Regions from separate parts of the Homo sapiens genome. Here region 1 is linked to region 2. Evidence: chromatin contacts called from ENCODE Hi-C or POLR2A ChIA-PET data. All regions are on one chromosome and are shown on one strand. Each heading gives the region's core, a stretch centred on a gene start or an enhancer-like site at or near the end of the contact. The rest is flanking DNA. Distances are from core to core; before and after follow the strand shown.

Region 1 (2,789 bases), core at 122-2,621, 1.1 Mb before region 2:
AAATGTAGCAACTTAAAACAGCACACATTTATTATCTTATAGTTTTTGTGGGCAAGGGACCCGGGCACAGATTAGTTGGGTCCTCCATGAGGCTACAGTCAAGGTGTTGGGCAGGGCTCCAGTCTCATCTGAGACTTGACTGGGGAAGGGTCAGCTTTTTCACCCACATGGTTATTAGTAGCCTTCAATTTCTTGAGAGTGCTCAATGCTTATATGCCATTGGCAGGAGGCCACCCTCAGCTCTTTGCCACGTGGGCCTTCTCAATATAACTGGTTGCTTCCTCAAAGCCAGCAAAGGAGAGTCTCAGCAAGATGGACCTTATAATCCTTATATAATGTAATCACATACATCCCATCACCTTTGCCGTATTCTGTTGATTGGAAGCAGGTCATAGGTCCTGCCTACACACTAGGGTTTCATGGCTGATTAGGAAACAACAATAACAAGAATGGAAAAATGATGAAAATTAGGAACATCACAAAATAGTATAAAGCATCATTCTTCATCTGTAGTCATTCCTGACTCCTTCCTTTGATGGTATTTGAATTTCACTTTTATTCTTGGTGGGAGGTCTCCATAACTCCTTCAGGCTCCCTCTGCTTCCCCAGAGGACATGAAGATGGACCTATTCAGAACAATATGTGTTTGGGTGACTCTAGTGGAAAATTTGCAGGTCTAAGAATCCTCAAACAGTTTATGATAAATTCTTAGGGTCTCTTGATTTCTTAAGTCTCTCGTTTGATTCATTTTGAGGTCTTTCATTATAATTCTAGAAAAATAGCATTTTCAGAAAGAAGTGTAAGGATAATGTCAGATTTGTGTGTCGGATCTGTTGACCAGTGGGCTCCTATATAACTACAAAACCAGAAGTGTCTTTTGGGGTTGGCTGTGAAAGGCGCTTTCCCAACTCTTTAAACTAGGATTGAATCCTGCTGTATGTCTTGGGATGTTTACTCTATTTCAGAATGTTCCCTGTGTACTTCACCAAAGTTGTTCTGTCCAAAGCCAGCCAGACACATCCTAACATGAATAATGGCCCAGAACTTTTTGGAAAGGGAGGCCACCCAGCTGTGTATGTCTCATTTTAATGAAAAACTAGATAAAGTGATTTAAGTAATTTTGTAAGTGAGTTTACATTTGTCTCCCTGTTAGACTGGGCTCCTTAAGAACAGAACAAGAAATGTATTTTTTAATACATCTCTGTATCTTGCCTCTTTGCACAGTAACTCACATATAGTAAACCCTCAGTAAATACTTGGCAAATGAATGAATGCTGATTATAGCCGTGTCTGATTATATAATGGCTTATTTTTTCCCTCAAGGCAAACTAAAACAATTCATTTGGACACCAGAGGGCACTGCTAGATAACCACAGCATTTTCAGACTCTACTAAGAGTAGATTAGCTGGAGAAGTGGTACTCTTGAAAATTTATTTTCAATCTGTAGGAAATAGCATAAATAAAAATATAAATAAGTTTTACGTACTCACATCCCCTTTTTCTTTCTGGCATGCCTCTAAAATTATACTGACATTAAATATGTGACTTGATTCATGCTTTGCTTAAAATGTAGATCTATATTTAGAAATAAAAGCCTGTTTAGGGTAGGGGTAGATGGGGTGGGTTTTATATATATATATATATATTTTTTTTTTTCTTAGCCATATGAAAGTATGCATTTTAGTTTTTCATTCTAAAAGCCTAATTTATCCTGAAATGAATTTCAGGATCACATCACATAGCAATAAACCCCAGCTCTGGAACACTCACTATTCTGGCTAAGTGCTGGTGGTAAAAGATATACATTGCTGCTTTAATATAAGCAGGTATTCCTTGTTGTATTGCAATTCTCTTTATTCTGTTTTGGGGATATTGTGTTTTTTACAAATTGAAGGTTTGTGGCAACCCTGCCTCAAGCAAGATTGTCGATGCCATTTTTCCAACATGATCATTTCATGTCTTTCTGTCATATTTTGGTAATTCTTGCGATATTTTAAACTTTTTTTATTATTATATCTGATATGGTGATCTGTTTTTCAGGGATATTTGATGTTACTATTGTAATTGTTTTGGTGTGCCACAAATTGTGCCCATATAAGACAGCAAACTCAGTTGATAAATGTTATGTGTGTTCTGACTGCCCTACCAACCAGGATTTCTGCCATTTCTCTCCCTTACTTCTGGCCTCCCTATTCCCTGAGAAACAGCAATATTGAAATTAGGCCAATTAATAACCCTACAATGGCCTCTATGTGTTCAAGTAAAAGGTAGTGTAGTACATCTGTCACTTTAAATCAAAAGCTAGAAACGATTACACTTAGTGAGAAAAACATGTCAAAAGATGAGATGGGCCAAAAACTAGGCCTCTTGTGCCAAACAGTCAAGTTGTGAATGCAAATGAAAAGTTATGGAAAGAAATGAAAAGTGCTACTCCAGTGAACACATGAATAAGAAAGTGAAACAGCCTTATTGTTGATATGGAGAAAGTTTGAGTGGTCTGCAGAGAAGATCAAACCAGCTACAACATTCCCTTAAGCCAAAACCTAATCCAGAGCAAGGCCCTAACTCTCTTTTCAATTCTATGAAGGCTGAGAGAGGTGACAAAACTGCAGAAGAAAAGTTTGAAGCTAGCAGAGCTTGGTTCATGAGGTTTAAGGAAAGAAGCTGTCTTCATAACTTAAAAGTGCAAAGTGATGCAGCAAATCCTGATGTAGAAGCTGCAGTAAATTATCAAAAAATCTAGCTAAGATAGTTGATGAAGGTGGCTATATTAAATAACAGGCTTTAA
Region 2 (2,825 bases), core at 56-2,555:
CAAACTAAATGTTAAAAGAACTTAAATTATGTCTTTCTTAGACCTTACATTTTAAAATGTTAGAAGATCCTTAAGAAAGTGTTACTCATCAGTCTTTTAAATTCCTATATGGTCCAATAAACCACCACTTAGAAAACATGCAGGCACATTCAGAAGCACAATAATATGGGCCATTAATTCTCAACAGTCTATTTCTGATGGAATGGAGTACAAAACTCAATTGGTATTTATGTATGGGGGAAAACATCCGTAAATTTAGTCGACTCTTTCCTAAACTACTACTCAGCCTCAAAATCTTTTCGGAGGCAAGCTGCTAGCGGGGGAAAAGAAAACTGAAATGAGAAAAACTCATCTCCTTGTGGCTGTCGAAGCAGAAAAGCTAGTTGACAGTAATGGTTTAGAAATGTTGGCAGCTAGGATCTACTACCGTAAACAGGTTGCCTCGGTTACTATGTCACATTTGAAAGAACTTAGTTAACCATGGCAGACTGGACTGCGGGAAACTACCAAATTATGTGTAACTTCCTATTTTTGTACCTTAAAAAGACTCCCTTTTAAGAAAAAGCCCTTAACCTCATTATTTCCTTCTATCTGCAGCATTCCTGCTCTCCGCATATCCCTCACCGTGACATCCTCGAGGCTTATGAAGATGCCGTCTCCCATTCTGTAACCCTGCTTTAGCCGCTACACGGGCCCCTCTTTCCTCCCCACCATTTTCCTAAACCTGCCTTGCCCCATAAAAACCATCCCGGTGAAGGGCCTCCCCTACTTCCCAGCAAGGCGCACTTTCTCTCTTCTGCAGCAGAAAGATCTGGGCCTTCTGCACTTACTGCTTTTAGCCTCCTCAGGGGCAGAGGCTAGGGACGGGGACAGGGCCGGAGCCTGGGCCAGGGCAGGGGCTGGGGCTGGAGCCGAGGCCGGAGTCGGAGCCGAGTCCAGAGCCGAATCCGGGGCCGGAGCTGGGACCCCAGCCGAGTCCCGGGCCGGGGTCGGGACCTGGACCTGGGCCACCTCCACCTCCTCCTTCTCCAGGGGCAGCAGCTCCTCCTCCGCCATATTCTCCATAGTTACCGCCTCCGTGCCAAGCCCGCCCGGGGACCCGGAGCGGGGCTCACGGCGGGGTCAGAGAACTGACGTGAATGCCCACAGGGCTGGATCCAAGGAGTGGGGAAGCAAGTGGGGAGGGCGGGATGCGTGCAACAGACAAAAGATGAAGAACCAGTGACCAAATCCTGTTAGTAGAAAACAGAAAGCCAGAGGCAGCGATTCCAGATGCCCGTCCGCTTCCCTTTCCCCGAGGCGTTACGACGCCACCACAAACTGCGCAGAAGCGTACTGGGGACGGCGTCCAATTGGGTAAGAGGGTTCGGTTTCTACGGTGCGTCTCCGGCCCACCGGCCAACCACCAAACCGAACAAAGACTACAGCACCCAGGATACACTGCGCAGTCTGGGGGCGGGGCCGGAGTTCAAGCCTCGGAGGAAGTAAATGCAAATCTAAGCGAGCGCTGTGGGGCGGTGAGTAGGTAGTGCGGATGCGGGCGCAGAACTACGTTTCCCAGCAGGCATACAGTTGGTGGGGCGGGGTGTGTGTGTGTGTTGGGAGGCGGGGGTCCCTCTCCTTTGGCTTGGGGCTCCGGAGTTGCCACTGCCGCCGGCGCTGGTAAGGTAGGAACTGCGGGGTGCGTTGACGTTTTGCTGGGCAGGTTCCCCCTCGTCCCCCGCCCCAAGTATACTGGCGGGCGGGCGGCCGGCCGGACTGGGGACTCAGGAGTCACACGGACCTGGGCGGGGCGACTCTGTGGGCGGGTCCGGGGACGAGCCAGCTCCGTGGAGGGTGTGGTTCTGGCCCGGCTTGCCTCCGGGGCTGCCCCTTGCCCGGTGTTGGGGTCTGGTCGGTTCGTGCGGAGCCCGCGGGCCCGCGGCGGTTTACTAGCAGCTGACGAGCTTGCCTGTCCATCCAGCTGACTTGGAATTAGGGTCTGTTCTTCATTTCGCACCCTCACCTACACCGTGACCCGAACACTCTTTTCCTTTGTTTTTATTTTTGCTTTAGTCTTCATGTTGCCAGTATCAGCAGTTCTGCGGTGTGGCCAGTGGATAGAAATTAGTTGTTTTGCTCTATTTTGCTTTGTTTTCAGGCTTTTAATAACCAGAGCTCTGAGTGGGTAGAGCTTCGGGGCATTTAATTTTGATGCGTTTCAGATCCCCAAAACATATGCTAGCGAGTCCCCTGTCCCCCGTACTTCTCTCCCCTTCACTCTTAGTGCCTACTTGACATTCGAGCCTTTCTTGTTTCTTTCTTCTGTCCCCCCGCGATAAATCCACTGGGACAGAAAGGAGAAAAACGTGAACTTTCTGGCTGCCCTGCTTGGGCTTGGTCCGAACCTTCTAGGCATCAGGGCAGGAGAGGGAAGCCCAATTTAGTCTCAAGAACAAGACGCGCGCTTCCAGTTAGCTTTTCTTAGTTAATTAAGTTGATAAACGCCAATCTTCTTGGTCTATTTGTTTCCTACTTGTTTCAGAACCCCGGGGAAGAGATAGCATGATTATTTGGCACTTTGAAGCACTAACTGGAAATTAACTCCTCCCCCTATAGTTAAGAAGTATATATCTGGAGGGGTGTGTGTGTGTGTTTAACCTCTCCCCAGTTTAATGGGAACAGATTATCCCTGTGGAGCTTCTGTGAGTTATAGTCCTAAATCCCTTTTACTGATCGTCCCGTACAGCTTTTATCTAGTATTCCTGAATGTGTAGTTGACTCATGGCTCAACAGTCAATTAAAAATGGGATAACACTGACTATAACTTACAGAAATGCTAACTA

What was found. A loop is a pair of places that touch in the nucleus more often than their neighbours do. ChIA-PET counts read pairs that join two places held with the same protein, here RNA polymerase II (POLR2A). Pooled maps may share reads with other maps.
Region 1: a loop to region 2 is called in a pooled map, with 2.3 times the contacts of the local background. The contact joins the enhancer-like site here to the promoter of TRMT1L in region 2. A Hi-C loop is called at or near these places in 1 of 168 maps with a recorded cell type or tissue (CD4-positive, alpha-beta memory T cell), 2 of 37 single-sample maps with no recorded cell type and 1 of 50 pooled maps. POLR2A ChIA-PET finds 5 or more read pairs at or near these places in 1 of 52 experiments (H1).

The regions. Positions count from the first base shown.
Region 1 is chr1:184,074,265-184,077,053 of GRCh38, forward strand. It overlaps a transcript of TSEN15 not described here. Among named protein-coding and RNA genes, the nearest start is that of TSEN15, 24 kb to the left of the region's middle. Within about 2 kb of position 1,372, at least 5 of the 41 ENCODE cell types and tissues checked have a DNase peak (open chromatin) inside an H3K27ac peak, as active enhancers do.
Region 2 is chr1:185,155,648-185,158,472 of GRCh38, forward strand. It overlaps TRMT1L (tRNA methyltransferase 1L), which reads right to left and starts at 1,306. Exons shown (of 15, transcript NM_030934.5): 1 at 831-1,306. The coding sequence starts at 1,065. It overlaps SWT1 (SWT1 RNA endoribonuclease homolog), which reads left to right and starts at 1,520. Exons shown (of 19, transcript NM_017673.7): 1 at 1,520-1,667. RefSeq lists enhancers at 394-1,299, 1,143-1,252 and silencers at 803-1,052, 1,793-1,912.